2 separate regions of the Homo sapiens genome follow, and region 2 is linked to region 1. Evidence: chromatin loops called from intact Hi-C (ENCODE). Cell type or tissue: adrenal gland. All regions are shown on one strand. Links, peaks and the distances in the headings refer to the core of each region. The heading gives the core; the rest is flanking DNA. Region 1 has its middle 93 kb from the start of CIROZ. Region 2 holds the start of LOC105376733 (a long non-coding RNA gene).

Region 1 (8,324 bases), core at 160-8,159:
TCACACAGAAAGTAGCAAAGCTGGTTCTTGAACCAGCAGTCTGGTTCCAGAGTCTGAGCTCTTAGCCACTACGCCATATGTATATATACATATACAAATGATAGGTAAATAGCAGTGAACCAAACAGATAAAAATCTCTGCCCTACATTCTAGTTGGGGCAACAGACAGTAAACACAGTAAGTATAATCTTAACATTGTTAAAAGGTGGCAAGTCTCCTGGCCAAAAAAAAAAAAAATGCTACTGCAGGTAGAGGGGACTGGGTGTGGCCACTCGTGCCTGTAATCCCAGCACTTTGGGAGGCCAAGGCAAGCAGATCACCTGACGTCAGAAGTTCAAGACCAACCTGGCTAACATGGTGAAACCCCATCTCTACTAAAAATACAAAAAATTAGCCAGGTGTGATAGTGCATGCCTGTAATCCCAGCTACTCTGGAGGCTGAGGCGTGAGAATCGCTGGAACCTGGGAGACGGGGGTTGCAGTGAGCTGAGATTGTGCCACTGCACTCCAGCCTGGGAGACAGAGTGAGACTCTGTCTCAAAAAATAAAAAAGAGAGAAAAGAAGGAAGAGAAAGAAAGAAAGAAAGGAGGGAGGGAGGGAGGGAGGGAGGGAGGGAAAGAAGGAAGGAAGGAGGGAGAAAGGAAGGAAGGAAGGAAGGAAGAAAAAAAGAAAGAAAGAAAGAGAAAGAAAGAAAAAGAAAGAGAAAGAAAGAAGAAGGAAGGAAAGGGAGGGAGGGAGAGAGGAGAAAGAAAGAAAAAGAAAGAGAAAGAAAGGAGGAAGGGAGGGAGGGAGAAAGGAAGGAAGGAAGAAAGAAAGAAGGGGGGAGGGAGGGAGAGAGAAAGAATGAAAGAGACAGAGGGGGAGGGACGGAGGGAGAGAGAGAGAAAGAAAGAAAGAAGGAAAGAGAGGGAGGGAGGGAGCGAGAGAGAGAAAGAAAGAGAGAGAGAGAAAGAAAGAAAGAAAAAGAAAAAGAAAGAAAGAAAGAGAAAGAGAGTATAGGAGTGGGCATGCAATTTCAAATAGGAAGGTCAGGGAATATCCCCAAGAAAGAGATATTCATGCCAAGTCTTGAGGAAGGTGAAGGAGAGAGCCCTTTTGAGATCTGAAAGGAAAGCACTCCAGGCAGAGGCACCTGCAAGTGCAAAGGCCCTGGGGCAGAGTGGCCTGACTGTCCCAGGAGCAGCAAGGAGGCCAGTGGGGCTGGAGTAGAGTGAGAAGTGAGGTGGGAGGAAGTGAGATCAGAGAGATAATGGAGGAGATGCAGATGGCAAGGCTCTGAGGGCCAATGTGATGACTTCGGCTTTTCTCTGGTGCCAGTGGGAGCCATGGAGGGTTTGAAGCAGAGCGGCGATGTGATCTGGCTTATGTCTAACAAGATCCCTCTGGCTGCTGAGTGGAGACTTTCCATAGAGGGCAAAGGTAGAATCTCGGAGGCTGCTGTGACAGTCCAGGATGATGGTGGCTCGGCCCAGGCGGGTAGTGTGGGCTGGAAAGAAGTGGTTTCCTTCTGGATGAATTTTGAAAATACAGTTGACAGGGTTTGCAAATCACCTGGCTGTGGGATATATATATATTTTTTTTTTTTTTTTTTTTTGAGATGGAATTTCACTCTTGTCTCCCAGGCTGGAGTGTGGCAAATCTCAGCTCACTGCAACCTCTGCCTCCCGGGTTCAAGCAATTCTCCTTCCTCGGCCTCCCAAGCAGCTGGGACCACAGGCATGTGCCACCACGCCCAGCTATTTTTTTTTTTTTTTTTTTGCATTTTTAGTAGAGACGGGGTTTCACCATGCTGGCCAGGCTGGTCTTGAACTCCTGACCTCAGGTGATCCACCCGCCTCTGCCTCCCAAAATGCTGGGATTACAGGCATGAGCCACCGTGCCCGGCTGGCTGTGGGATATTTTTAAAAGAGAGGAATCCAGGACTCCCAAGCCTTGGAGAAGGGGAGATGCCATTAGCACAGCTGGGAAGCCTGGGAGGAATTTGGTTGGAACATGTTATGTTTGGGGTGCTGAGGCAGATATCACTGAGAGCTTGGTACCCTGTTCTCTGTTGGGTGCATAGGAGGATGGTACATCTTGCCACATTGAAGTTAGATGTGGCCATGAGACTAGCTCTGGCCAGAGAGTTGTGGGTGGGAATCATATGTGTGATTTCTGGGTCAGGGCATTTAATCACCTCCAACTCCGACGGTTCTGTCCTGAGGCTGCCTAAGGAGGAGGCACTGAGGTGGAACCTCCATTAACCTGGGTTACTGAGTGACTCATGAAGGAAAGCCCCCTGCCTACCTGCCCTGGACGTGTATCATCAGAAAGAAATAAGCCTTTGTTGTTCTAAGACACTGAGATTTTAATGTTGTTTGTCACAACAGCATAATTTATCTTATCTTGACTAATACAGGCACCTATTAGCAGGACTGTCAGTTAAGGTTGCACAGGTTGTACATGATACCAGGGCAGCATAACCGAGGGGGTTTCATTTTGATCATAGACCTGTCTACCTTCCAGGTCCTGCACACAGGTAAGGACAGTGTTCTATTGCAGTCACACTCAGAGCGGCCCCTGAGGCTGCTCCTCTTGCTCACAGCCTCTTTGGGATGCCCAATTTCCACCTCCACCCAAGTCTAAACCTGTTAAGCCTGCATTACAGGGCAGGGGTGGTGGGGGGAGTGGTCAGAGTGTGACTGTTGCCTTAGTGCCTGGTGTGGGTGAGCAGGAGTGTGTGCCTGGCCTGGGATGCTGCCCCCAGGAAAGCTGCTTCCGAGCCAACCCAGGCCAAGCTAAGGGGGTGACTGTGGGGGCACTACCATGCCCCAGCCCCGGCACTGCTTCTAACGGGATGCATATGCTCTGGCCACAGATTTAACAAGAAGTTTGATTTATGGAATTGCTGTTGAGAAGAACTGAAGCTGGATGCTACTGATTAAACCCCAGAGCCAGTGCCCCTCCCCCTCCCTTCGCAAGGACCAGTCTGGGCTGCCTGGCCAGGCCTGGAGCAAGCGGGTGCGCTTTGCCTCCTCCCATCCAGCCTTCCCGCCGTTGGATGGAATCATGTGCAGTGCCAAGTTTTAAAGAAAGTTTCTTTTGCCTTAGAAAGTCACTTTCTCCTAGCTGGCTAAGGGCTGTATGAGCAGAGGCAGCTCCGCCTCTTCTCCAAGTGCAGATGTGGAGCAGACAGGCTATGGACATGCGGGGGGCTCTGGGGAGAGAACTGAGCCACAGATAGAAGTTTAGAAATTGTCGGCATACGCTTGGTGTTTAAAGAGTAGAGGCACGCAGGGGATCTCGGAGGGAGGGGGCACGTGGAGAAGAGTCAGAGGATGCTTGGGTGTTTATGGTGAGGACGAGGAAGAGGAAGCTGCAGAGGAGACTGGAAGGAGCAGCTGAAGAAAACGGGGAGGAACAGCCAAATAAGGAACGTTCAGGAGGGCGTAGGGACCACTGGGTCCAGTGCACTGATGGGACTCGTAGAACAATGGCTGCGAGCTGATGACTGGGCTTTGCTACCTGGACCCTAGATTAGAGCAGTTAGTGACACAGAGGATGGGAGGAGAGGAACCGGAGCTCTCTGAGTCTGAGAATAGGATGGTAGTGGAGGGGAGGTGGGGTTAAGGGAGAAATGAGGCTGATGAGCCCAAGACAGAGACAGCTCCTGTCGCTTGAAATGGAGTTGGAGCGCTGTCCCCAGGCAGTGAGAGGGATGAGTCCGGGGCCCAGCGGGAGGTGCTGGCCTTAGATGGGAGATGCCATCTCCCATTAGATTGCCAGGTTGCCTGTGTGGAGTTTCCCCATTCTAGGCCCCTAGCAGCGCCTGAGGATGGCCTGTTTCCCGTCTGCCCCACACCCCGCTGGAGATTCCACAGTGCGTGCAGAGCCCACCTCTCCTTATGGGGTTTCCAGTCCCCTCCCCAGCTTGGGTACTGATTTCTGGGAGTCTCCCGCTGGGGGCAGGAATTAGGATCCACATGGACCTTTTCCCACCAGGCCTCGATGAAGCTGCAGATGTGGGAACGAGGCCCAGAGAAGCTAAGTCACTTGCCCAAGGTCGGGCAGCTGTTAAGTGGTAGATTCTAATTCATCCCCAATTCTGCCCAATACTCTCCTGCTCTCAGGGATCAGAAGAGGGAATCGGACTGGGAGCTCCCTGTCAGAAGCGCCTGTGAGCTGTGCTGGTTTTGCCTCCTGCTGCTTTTGTGTTTATGCCTTCGGTACCGGGGAGCTAGATGCTTTCATGGGGTCGGTTGAAGAAGTGCAAGGCCAGCGGCTGGATCAGAGGTGTCAGGACAATCTCCTCAAGGAACCCACTAATAAGCAGGGAGCCAGAAAACGAGCGGGGTTAGGCTTGGTGAGGAGCGATGGCAGGGGAGCGTCCCTGGCAGGGGGCAGAGCGCGGGCAAAGGTCTGGAGGCTGGAGCGCAGTTCGGGAAACGGAGGGAGCCAGCCAGCCGGGGCGGGCGTGCCGGGGATTCGGAGGGGCCTGCAGCCTCGCCCGTCGAGCCAGGCCTGGCACCCCCTGCTGCGCCCGCAGCCCGCCCGCCCCGGCCGCCCAGGGGCCGCCTGCTTGGAGCCAGCCTCGCCCCGCCCGTGCAGTGGTCGCCCGGCCGCCCGGGGGCGTCTAATGGGCTGCCCGGCCCGCGTTCCGGGGAGTGGTCCCGGCCGCGCTAATGTGCGGTCGCCCCGCCCGCCGGCAGCTGGTGCCCCCGCGTCGACCCCGGGCTGCGATCGATACGCATCAGGCGGCGGGCGGCCGGGAGCCCCCACAGCGCCCCCTCCCCCGGGCGCCGCCGACTGCGGAGCAGGGGCCTCCCGCGCCGGGGGGTGGGGCAGGGCGGGCCGGGTGGGGAGGGGCGCCCCGTCTGGGACCCCCGGGCCGCGTCCACCCCGCGCCCCTCCGCCCCTTCTGTCTCGGGCCAGACTCCGGCCCCCTCTCGCCTCCCTCCTGCCCCTCTTCTGCTGTGGGGGCCCCGCTCCACGCCTCCCCTTCTCTGTCTCTCTCCAGGGCTCTCCCCGGGACCGCTCAGCCGCCCCGGGCGGGAAGCTGTGGGCTCTGGGCGTCTGGAGCCTCCCGCCCCTCTCGCCTGGGAGACCCGGGTGACGGTTTTAGGGACAAGGCCAAGGCCAGGGTCACAAATCCTGTGATCCTGGGCGGGGACCTGGGTAGGGCGCGAATGAGGCACTTGAGTGCAAAACTTCAGGGGGCGCCAAAAACCCCTCAGAAATCAAGATAAATAATACTTTCGTGCAATTTATTTATTTATTTATTTATTTATTTTAGACAAGGTCTCACTCTGTCGCCCAGGCTCACTGCAGCCTCGATCTCCTGGGCTGAAGCGATCCTCCCACCTCAGCCTCCCGAGTAGCTGGAATTTATAATAGGCTTGCACCACTATGCCCGGCTAATTTTTTTTTTTTTTTTTTTTTTTTGAGATGGAGTCTCACTCTGTCGTCCAGGCTGAAGTGCAGTGACGCCATCTCGGATCACTGCAACCTCTGCCTCCTGCCTTCAAGTGATTCTCATACCTCAGCCTCCCAAGTAGCTGGGACTACAGGGGCGTGCCACAACGCCAGCTAATTTTTTGTATTTTTAGTAGAGATGGGGTTTCACCATGTTGGCCAGACTGGTCTAGAACTCCTGACCTCAAATAATCCACCCGCCTGGGCCTCCCAAAGTGCTGGGATTATAGGCATGAGCCACCGCGCCCAGCCCCTGGCTAATTTTTGTATTTTTAGTAGAGACAGGGTTTCACTATGTTGTCCAGGCTGGTCTCGAACTCCTGCACTCAAGTGATCCGTCCGCCTCAGCCTCCCCAAGTGTTGGGATTACAGCTGTGAGCCACTGCACCCGGCCCTAATGGAATACTTTTTAAAAGCAAAATTAATGCAAAAATTTTTGTGGTGAACAACATATCAAAATTTTAAATACAGACAAGATCAGTAACTGCCTAGCTGAGACATATTGGAGCCTGGAGCAAAGGAAAAATCAGAATACTGATCCTGATATTTAAACTTTTAAGATTTTGTTCATCGTAGATTGTTCACCACGGATTTTAAAGGAGATCCATTCAGGGGTACTTGGACTGTGGGTGAGAGTCCACTCCCTCAGCTGTGATTAACCAGTGGGAAAGCATCACGTGCAAACATCTTAATTATCTTTTTTAAAAATAGCTTTATTGGGATATAATTTACATACCATACAGTTCACCTAATTTAAAGTGTAAAATTCAGCTGGGTGCAGTGACTCATGCCTGTAATCCCAGCACTTTGGGAGGCTGAGGCAGGAGGATCATTTGAGGTCAGGAGTTCAAGACCAGCCTGGACAACATAGCAAGACTCAGTCTCTACGGAAAATGCAGAAGTTAGCTGGGTGTCATGGTGTGCGCCTGTAATCCCAGCTACTTGGGAAGCTGAGATGGGAGGATCGCTTGAGGCCAAGAGTTGGAGGCTGCAGTGAGCTATGATCACACCACTGCACCCTAGCCTAGGCAAGAGAATGAAACCCTGTCTCAAAAATAATAATTAAGTGCGAAATTGAATGATTTTTAGTATATGCAGAATTGTGCAGCCATCGCCTCACCAATTTTAGAACATTTCCATCACTCCTAAAAGAAGCCCTGTGACCACAGCTGTCACTCCTCATTCCCTCTCAGTATCCAGTCCTAGAAAAGCACCAGTCTATTTCCTGTCTTTGGATTTGCTTATTCTGGATATTTCATATAAATGGAAACAGACAATCATACATCACTGTGTATTGCTTTTTCACTGAAGTATAATATTTTCAAGGTTTGCCCATGTCACAGCATGGATTGTCAATATTTCATTCCTTTACGTTGTCAAATAATAACCCATTGTATGGATATACCACATTTTACTTACTCATTCGTAGGTTAATGGACATTTGGTTTCCATTTCCGGCTATTATGAATAATGCTGCTGTGAACATTCTTGTGTCAGTTTTTGTGTGGGCAATTTTTTTTTTTTTTTTTTTTGAGACAGAGTCTCACTCTGTCACCCAGGCTGGAGTGCAGTGGTGCCATCTCGGCTCTCTGCCACCTCCACCTCCCAGGTTCAAGTGATTCTCATACCTCAGCCTCCCAGTAGCTGGGGTTACAGGCACATGCCACCATACCCAGCTAATTTTTGTATTTTTAGTAGAGATGGGGTTTTACTATGTTGGCCAGGATGGTCTTGAACTCCTGGCCTCAAGCAATCCACCTGCCTCGGCCTCCCAAAGTGCTGGGATTACAGGCATGAGCTACCACGTCTGGTCAGCAAAACTTTTTCATTTATTTTGAGTATATACCTAGGAGTAGAATTGTTGGGTCATACGGTAACTCCATGTTTAGCATTTTGCAGAACTGCCAGACTGTTTTGTGGTTGTACCAGGTTACAACCCCACCAGCAGTGTATAAAGGTTCCTATTTCTCCACACCATTGCCAACACTTCCTATTATCTGTCTTTTTGCTTATAGCCATTCTAGTGGGTGTGAAGTGGTACTTTTTAGTTATTTTGATTTGCATTTCCCTGGTGGCTGATGGTGGTGAGCATTTTTTCTCTCATTTATTGGATGTTTGTATAGCTTATTTGGAGAAATGTTTGTTCAAATCCTTTGCCCTTTTTCAAATATCTTCATTATCTTTTTTTTTTTTTTTTTTTTTTTTTTTTTTTTTTTGAGACGGAGTCTCGTTCGGTTGCCCAGGCTGGAGTGGTGCAGTGACGTGATCTCGGCTCACTGCAAGCTCCGCCTTCTGGGTTCACGCCATTCTCCTGCCCCAACCTCCCAAGTAGTTGGGACTACAGGTGCCCGCCACCATGCCCGGCTAATTTTTTGTATATGTAGTAGAGATGGAGTTTCACCGTGTTAGTCAGGATGGTCTCGATCTCCTGACCTCGTGATCCACCCGCCTCAGCCTCCCAAAGTGCTGGGATTACAGGCATCAGCCATGGCGCCCGGCAATTATCTTTTATATAAATGACATCACACCACATGTGTTGTTCTGACTTGCTTCTTTGCCCTTGACAGCATGTTTTGCAGATCTTTCCATGATATTTACAGATTTTCATAGATCTACCTCACTATTTTTAGTAGCTGTTCAGGGTTCCTCGGTGTGGCAATGCTATACGTATTTATCCTATCTCTGATTGATAGACATTTATGGTTTTTTAAACATATTTTCTATTACAAAAAGGCAAAGTAACAAACATCCTTACATACATCTTTGCCCACCCAAACAAGTCTTTCTGGAAAAGAGAGCCCTAGAAGTGGAATTCCCGGGTCAAATGTTTAAATTCAATGGATATTAACAAATTGTTCTGGCCAGGCGCGGT
Region 2 (8,324 bases), core at 25-8,024, 71 kb after region 1:
GAACTTGGCTTTAGAATCAGACAGGTTTGTAGGGCCTGCTGGGATCCTAGCAGAGCTCTATTATATGCCAGTCATTTTACCCACAAGAAAACAAAGACTCAGAGAGGTGGGGTGACTTGCCCAAGGTTACACAGCAGGCAGAGTAAGAGCCCTGGCTGGAACTCGGGGTTCCTGGCTTTCAGACCCTTCTGACTTTCCCTGCTCTGAGGGTAGCCCAGAGAAATTCAGCCCTTAGCCCAGTGCTCTGAAGGCCTGGTTTTCTCAGGCTGGGGCAGCGCAATGAGAGCATGAGGTCTCAAACCTTCTCCCCCAACTAAGGGTGGCCGCTACCCAGGGTGCCCTGATGGTGGCTCCAAGGGCCCCCTTCAGTCTAGAGTATCTCTTACAAGTTTATGTAAGTTTGATGTGCTATTCCATAAGGGATTTGTGTTGCTTAAATAAAAGTTAATGCAGGTCGGGCGTGGTGGCTCACACCTGATTTCCAGCACTTTAGGAGGCCGAGCGGGGGAGAGTGCTTGAGACCAGGAGTTCAAGACCAGCCTGGGCAACATGGTGAGACCCCATCTCTACAAAAAATTTTTAAAAATTAGCCAGGTGTGGTGGCAAGCACCTGTGGTCCCAGCTACAAGGGAGGCTGAGCCAGGAATCACTTGAGTCCAGGAGGTCGAGGCTGCAGTGAGCTGTGTTCACACCACTGCACTCCAGCTTGGGAGACAGAGTGAGACCTTGTCTCTAAAAAAAAAAAAAAAAACAAAAGTTGGCCAGGTGCGGCGGCTCATGCCTATAATCTCAGCGCTTTGGGAGGCCGAGGCGGGTGGATCACTTGAGGTCAGGAGTTTGAGACCAGCATGGCCAACATGGCGAAACCCCGTCTCTACTAAAAATACAAAAATTAGCCAGGTGTGATGGCGGGCGCCTGTAATCCCAGCTACTCGGGAGGCTGAGGCAGGAGAATCGCTTGAACTCGGTAGGCGGAGGTTGCAGTGAGCTGAGATGGTGCCACTGTACTCCAGCCTGGGCCACAGAGCAAGACTCTGTCTCAACAAAAAAAAAAAAAAAAAAGAAAAAAAAGAAAAGTTAATGCTCCCCCACCCAAAATTTAAGAAAGAAACTGATGGATTGGGAAGACGTGCCAGTTTATCCCAGGGCTTCATCTCCCCAGAGTGGGGCCAGCTCTGCCTGCTAGTGAAGCTCACAATTAATGATCCACTCAGATGTTAGTTTCTTAAGGCCAGGGATTTTGTTAGTTTGGTCACTGCTGTGTCACCAGCACTCAACACAGGGCTTGGCACATAGTAGGTGCTCAATAAATATGTGCTGAATGAATGAGTGAATGAATGAGCAAGGTTGTCCAGAAAGCCTGTCTAAGGAGATGAAGTTCTAGCTGAACTCTGAAAGACAGAGAGGCATTTAATTGGCAAAGAGAGGAGACAAGCTCTCAAGCCAGAGGGAGCAGCTAGTATGAGGGTCCCAAGACAAGAAGAACCAGTGTTGGCGTGGCTGAAATACGGAGTGTGCTGAGTGGGGCGCGGTGGGGGACTGTGAAGCTCAGCTCCTTTCCTTACGCGCTGTGTGATTATTGGTCCTTTCTAAGCCTCCATCCCTTGGTCTGTCAAATGGGGTATTACATTAGGATCCATCTTTCGGGAGTGGGGAGGACCCTGGAGTTGATGCACAGAGCCTGCCTGTGGCCAGTCCTGAATACCAGTAGCCCACAGAAGAATAACAGCAGGCTGGGTGCGGTGGCTCATGGCTGTAATCCCAGCACTTTAGGAGGCCAAGGTGGGCGGATCATCTGAGGTCAGGAGTTTGAGACCACTCTGGCCAATGTGGCGAAACCCCGTCTCTACTAAAAATACAAAAATTAGCTGCGTGTGGTGACAGGCACCTGTAGTCCCGGGTACTTGGGGAAGCTGAGGCACAAGAATTGCTTGAACCCAGGAGGCAGAGGTTGCAGTGAGCTGAGATTGTACCACTGCACACTAGCCTGGGCAACAGAGTAAGACTGTCTCAAAATAAATACATAAATAAATAAAATAATAGCGGTGATTATTATCATTATTCCAGTGAGCTTCCATGCTTCATTTCACACCGTACCCCCAGGCCCCGTCCCCAGCCCAGGCCAAGCTGCGGCCCCGGGGTGCCCCCTTCCTGTTCCCACCCCTCTTGAAGGTCAGGCCTCCCCAAGGTTATCTGTGTTTTTCCCTGGATTCTGTGAAGTCACACAGGTCACACTCTGGGGCTGAAAAGTGTTGCTTTTTATAGCCTTCCCTGATGGCCAGGAATGCCTGTGGGGCCCGTCCTAGGGAGTCCTGTCCCCGGAGCAGAGACACCTCCAGGGGTTGGGGGCTCTTCAGTCACACCAGCCCAACACCCCAGCAGTCTGGGGCCCTCTAGGCCAGGCCCCCACCCCAGCCAGGTGTCAGAGTGGCGGGGAGGCTGGCCAAGAAGGTCAAAGTGCCCTGGACAGAGAGCCGGGACTCCTGGGTTCCAACTCTGGTCTTGGGCAGCCATTATCCCTCTCTAGGCTTCAGTTTCCCCATCTGTAAAATGGGAACGTTGGGCCTTGCCTGCTTCCCACGGTGGGGAAGTATCCGGAGGCTTGGAAAGAATGGGGCAGAGGGTCAGCGGGTCCCCCAGCTAGGCCCCCATGATGGCAAGAGAGGGAAAGGGACAAGGGCAAAGCCGGGCAAAGACGGCGTCAGAGCGTCATTGATTTTGTGGAAGGATGCGGTGGGAGGAGGGAGGTGTGTCTCTGTGTGGCCGACACCCTGCCCCCTCCACCTTGTTTCCTCCTCACCCTGAGCCTTGCAGGAGGCACACTCATCACACAGCTTACTGGTGGAGAAACGGAGGCTGGCAGCATGGGCTTGGTTTTCCCAGGGTCACTGGCTCCTGTCCCCGGTTGGGGCGTCTCAGCAGGCAGCCCTAGGTGATGGCTGGCTGCCGAGGACCAGAGTTGGGGCCTGTGTGGGCACCCTCGGCGTGGGAGGTCTGTACCTCTCCTTCCGCTGGCCAGCCTGGCCCACGCCTGGCAGCTCACCCACGAGTCCCTCTATCCCCGCCCCTCCCAGTGCCCCCTGGAAGGAGCTTGACTCTGGGGTCCTAACTGGGCCCTGACCAGCCCGAGAGCAGCCAAGGGCTGGCTCAGCAAGAGGGAGGCTGCACTTTGCTTCCCTCCTTCGCCCTCCCGCCCCTCTCTCCGCCCTCTCTCCCCTCTGCCCCCTCCCCCGTTTAATCTGGTTCTTATCAAGGATAATAACATTCAGCGACAATCACCCAGCTGATTGCCCCCACACCCTGATTCAGCAATACAGAAGCCCATGGCCTGCGCTACCTGAGGAGGCCTCTGTGGAGGAGACCACCCCCACTCCCCCACCCAATGGGGCTTCTACCAACACCCTCATCACCCCCACACCTGGCTGGGTCCCCAGAGCACCTCCAGGGAGGGGACGCAGCCTCCCATCTCTACACATCTCTCAAAGCTGTTTCCTTTCCTCCAGGACCTGCCACAAGAGCCCAAGGACTCCTGTGGTGCCCATCTGCCCATCCCTCTCTCCCAAGAACAGCAAGCAGCAGCTCCCATTCACTGAACACTGACTTTGCGTCATGCTCTGCAGTGTTTGGGGCAGGTTCTCACTGGATCATGAATAACCAGGACTATTCTTAACCCTGTTTTATTCAGAGATGAGGAAACTGAGGCTCAGAGAGGTCAAGTCGCTTGCCCAAGTTCACACCGCTGGGCAGGGGCAAAATCAGGATTCGAACTCAAGACCGCTGGATCCCAGAATCCAGACTGAAGTGCTGTACATACTGCCAGCGGCCTGTGCCCTGCCAGAGGGAGAGCACCTGCCAGGCAGTGTCCCGTCCTCACACAACTGGGGTGGCTCTGCCCCAAGGGAGATGGACCTGAGACCAAGATCCCTCCCTCTCTGCCCTGAGCCTTGACATGGCAGAGCTGAGAGTGGGGGTTCCTGCTGCAGCCCAAGCCCGGGCCAGCTGCCAGGGCTGAGCCTGGGGTGCCTGCACCCCATGGGGACCTTTGTCCCTTTAATAGGTCCTCCTGGGTACAAGATGTCCCAGGGCGGAGGGTGCAGCTGGAGTGCCAGGTCTGGGCAAGCCCTGCCCGGGGCACTCCCCAGTCTCTGGAGCTTGGGGGGAGGGCAGCCTTGTCTTTAACTGCAGCCATTGGTTTCCCTGCAGACAAGAACTGTGGCCCGCAGTCACCCCCAGCCAGAGCAAGACTTAGGGGTCTTAGGTATGGTGGTGGCCAGAGGCACAGCCTGGCACTCTCCTAAACATCACCCACGATGTTTGTACAGATGCCCCACCCCTCCCACCTGCTTTCAACCTCACGCCTCTTGCTCCTGTTGCCTGTATCCTGGTCTCCACAATCCCTAGAAAGCATCCGCCCTCCTCCCTCCCAACTACTTTGAGCCTCCACGGGCTTCAAGGCCCTGTTCTCAGCACCTCCCTCAGGAAGCCCTCCCTGCCTGCTGCAACACACACTAGTCTGCCTTTCCCTCCTGGAACTCATGAAGTTCCTGGTGTAGGGTTATCTTTGGCCAGGCACGGTGGCTCATGCCTATAATCCCAGCACTTTTGGAGGCCGAGGCGGGTGGATCATCTGAGGTCAGGAGTTTGAGACCAGCCTGGCCAACATGGTGAAACCCTGCCTCTACTAAAAATACAAAAATTAGCCAGGCATGGTTGGGGGCAACTGTAATCCCAGCTACTTGGGAGGCTAAGGTGCAAGAATCACTTGAACCCGGGAGGCGGAGGTTGCAGTGAACCGAGATCACACCACTGCACTCCAGCCTGGGCGGCAGAGCAAGACTCTGTCTCAAAAAAGAAAAAGAAAGAAAGAAAGAAAGAAAGAAAGAAAGAAAGAAAGAAAGGAAGGAAGGAAGGAAGGAAGGAAGGAAGGAAGGAAGGAAGGAAGGAAGGAAGGAAAGAAAGAAAGAAAGAAAACCTTATCATCTGTCAGTTCTCTTCTGCCTGCATTGGTTGAGCCCCTACTGTATGCCAAGCCCAATGCTGTGCTCTACGGGGAAAAGTAAAATATTATTAGCTCATGGTACTGGCCTTGTATATGCTCTCAGGCCTGGAGGAGAGGAGATGACATGTGCCTTCCTAGAGTCCCTTTCTAAATAGCCAAGTTCTTCTTCCACCCATACCCCCTGGGTCTGAGGGCTCCAGTCCTCAGGGGCGCAAGCACCCCAGGCTCAGCCCTGGCAGCTGTTCATAGTATGTGCTCAATAAATCCTTGCTGGTTGAAGAATGAGCTGAATGAAGGTGCCAGTACCAGTGGGCTTGCTTCATGTCCTTCTCTGAAGACAGGGACCAGGTGATGTCCTACACGCAGGAAAAGCCAGAGTTTCTGGGAACTTGCAGGGGGGTCAAGGCTAGGGAGGCAGGAGCCAGGAAGGTGCTGTCTCATTTGAGACCTTACAACAGAGGGGTGGGGGCAGGGAGCAGGTAGGAAGAGCATTCCCTGGGAAGCCACAGCAGGGGCAAAGGTGGGGGCTAGACCACCTGGGCCTGGGGAAGTGAGTGCAGGCCAGTGCATTGGAGAGGGGGAGCCCCAGCGAAGAGAGGAGAGGGTGAGGCCAGAGAGGGTGGTGGGACCTTGCGAGTCATGTGAAGGGACCTGGACCAGGCCCTGCAGGCCCCAGGAGCCTCCGATGGGCTTTGAGCAGGGGACTGTGGGCTCAGGTTTGCCACTGCAAGAACGGCAGGTGGGCAGGGCCAGCAGCCATCAAGGAGGAGGCTGCAGAATCCCAGGGGAGCCTGGGCGGCAGAATTCCCTCTCCTCTTCCTCCGGCTCGTTCTGGGACTCCTACATCTTAGCCTCTTGGGACCCCGAGGGCTTATAGATGCAGACAGGAACTGTGCCCCCCAGTCGCCCCAGGCAGGGCAATCAGGGCATGAGTTCTCAAATCTTCTTCCCCTACCAAGGACAGCAGCTACTTAGGGTAGCGGCCTAGAGGCCTAGAGCTGGGAGAGGCTCTTGCTTGAGTTTGACAATGAGCTGAGGCGCAAACCCAGGCCCCCGGCCTCAGACCGAAGTGCCCCTTCCCCACCATGGACAAGGAAGGGTAGTGGGCATCTGTGGGAATGAGGGTCCATCAGGGTATCCCTGCTCAGGCCACAGACAAATATGATCTCGCATAGTCCTGGCAAGACCAGGGCATTTAGAATGGGCCAGAACGGAGGCTGAGAATAACAAGTATCTTCCAAGGAATAAGGGTGGGGAGCGACAGGGAACCAGGTTCCAGTGTAGGACCCCCTGCCAGTCTTGCTGCTTTTAAAGAGACAGCCTGTGTCATAAAGCAGTAAGGTGATTCCACGGATGACAGATAGGGATAGCAATGGCTACCCCGTCAGGCACCTAGTACGTGCTTGGCACTTTTCATGCACGATTTCATGTGCCCTCATGATAACCTTATGAAGAGGTCGTGTTAGTGACCCATTTTACAGATGAAGAAACGGAGGCCCAGGCCCAGGATGTAATTTCTGCAGCGGCTGTAAAATGGGAGAGTCAGGATTTGAATGTGTGAGGCCTGACCCTGGAGCTGTCTCTTAATGCCATCTGGCTGATGTGGGTTGTGTCAGGGGGAGAGTCAGAAAGGCTTGGGTTTGAATTCAAGCTCTGCCATTAAGTGACCTCTCTGAGCCTCAGTTTCCTCCCCACCACCCCAGAACACAGAGATGAGGACAAGTCCACCTCCTGAGGTTTCTGTGAGGACGTAAGACGATGCATTTCACATGCCCGGAACACAGAGGGGCTTGGGAGCACCTGCCCACCTTCCTTTCCAGCAGCCAGCCTGACCCTGCCTGGCCTCTGTCAGGTGCCCACACCCCTGTCTGGGCACCTTCAGTCTCTGCCCCACACCCATTTGCATGCCAGGCTGCCAGCCTTGGCAGGTGAGCCAGGCACGCCTGCCTCCTCCCCCTCCTGTGGGTGTCAGGGAAAGAGCTGGGAGCCGAGCAGGGGCAGGGGCCTGTCAGGGCTCTTACCCCTTTGGGCTGGAGCTGGGGAAAGTGGGCACTGGGCACAGAGGGCAGCCCTCCTCTCTAAGGGCCCCCAAGAGTGCTGGTAGGTGTCGACTCTGGAGAAAGGTGCAGGGCTCCCTCTGCCTCTTCGTCCCGCCTACTTCCTCAGCCCTCGATAAAGGTGTTTAGCCAGCAAACAAAACAGACCAGGCCCATTTCTCAGAAGCCTTTGGCTCCCCTGAGATGCCAAATAGCCGCTCACTCTTCCGCCTCCACGGACTGGCTTTGGTGTTCATGCTGGTTGGGGTGAGTGCTCTGAGCCTCAACACCTTCATCTATAAAATGGGAGTGAGACTCTCTCCGTGGATGGTCTTGAGGCTTCAGTAAGAGTGCATGGGGTGACAGCTATTTTAGCTTAACCACAGATTCTCCGGCCCTAGTAAGCTCCCAGGCTGAAGTTCCCCCTCTTGAGCACTTGGGGAAACTCAGGACCTGCCCCCAAGCTCCTAGGTTAGTAGAGGTGGGAAATTGAACCCAGGAGTTCACACTCCCGCCTCTGCCTGTTCTTGAGAGGGTGGTGCCAAGATACGGTCTCCTCTCCCAAGGGCCCAGAAGAATTTGGACAGGGAAGAAAAACAAGCCCCAGCCTAATGTTTTTCATTTCTGTCCTGAACAATGCAGTTTCTGGGCTGATTGTTAAGCAAATATTGCAGGAGGCAGGGCCTCAGAGCTGATGCAGGCTGGGAACACTATCAGAGCCACAGCTCCAAGGCCAGGGCCCCGGCCTCTGCCACCCACAGATCCTTCAGCGCTCCAGGTCCCCTAGTTGGCCCTCCCCGAGGTCTAGCCACCTGTGCAGAGGGGCTTCAGGTCCTGGAGGCTGTGTGAGTCCCACCCTGGGGTGAAGGCGTCATAGAGACTGTCTGGCCCACAATGTCAGGTCTCTTCTCCCTCCCTCCACCCTCCTTGGGGGCAACTGGGAGTTTGATCCACTGTCCCAGCTTGTGCTGGACTGCGGGGTTTCTCGTGACATGGGACTTTCAGTGTTAAACCAGTAGAATCTCAAGCAAATCGGGGTGATTGTTCACTCTGCAGGCCTCAGAGAATGAAATGGGAAGATTCCTTAGAAGACGATGATGATAATAACAAAAACAGCAACCGTTCATACTAATACAGCTAACCATTTATTGAGCGATCACTAGGTGCCAGGCACCATAAGAGGAGCTTTACAGGTAGCATCTCACTTATGCCCACAACAGGCCTTGCGGAGATTCATTAGTCCCATTTTACAGCCGAGAAAACCGAGGCTCAGGACCTGACTTGCACGA

Evidence for each region. Hi-C counts contacts between places; a loop is a spot of excess contacts. Peaks named below come from ENCODE experiments on the same cell type or tissue, not always from the same donor. Only the 100,000 strongest peaks of a DNase experiment are listed, where the experiment ranks them.
Region 2: it touches region 1 in a loop (10-fold over the local background); 2 of 110 quality-filtered maps call a loop at or near these places.

What each region holds. Positions count from the first base shown.
Region 1 is chr1:10,885,239-10,893,562 of GRCh38, reverse strand. No RefSeq gene overlaps it. Among named protein-coding and RNA genes, the nearest start is that of CIROZ, 93 kb to the left of the region's middle. In adrenal gland, for the core only: no CTCF peak of the experiment used is centred there; DNase peaks (open chromatin) are centred at 3,880 and 4,195; H3K4me3 peaks cover 694 bases; H3K27me3 peaks cover 2,848 bases.
Region 2 is chr1:10,814,570-10,822,893 of GRCh38, reverse strand. It overlaps LOC105376733 (a long non-coding RNA gene), which reads left to right and starts at 7,236. Exons shown (of 4, transcript XR_946954.2): 1 at 7,236-7,302. RefSeq lists an enhancer at 5,747-6,247. In adrenal gland, for the core only: no CTCF peak of the experiment used is centred there; no DNase peak of the experiment used is centred there.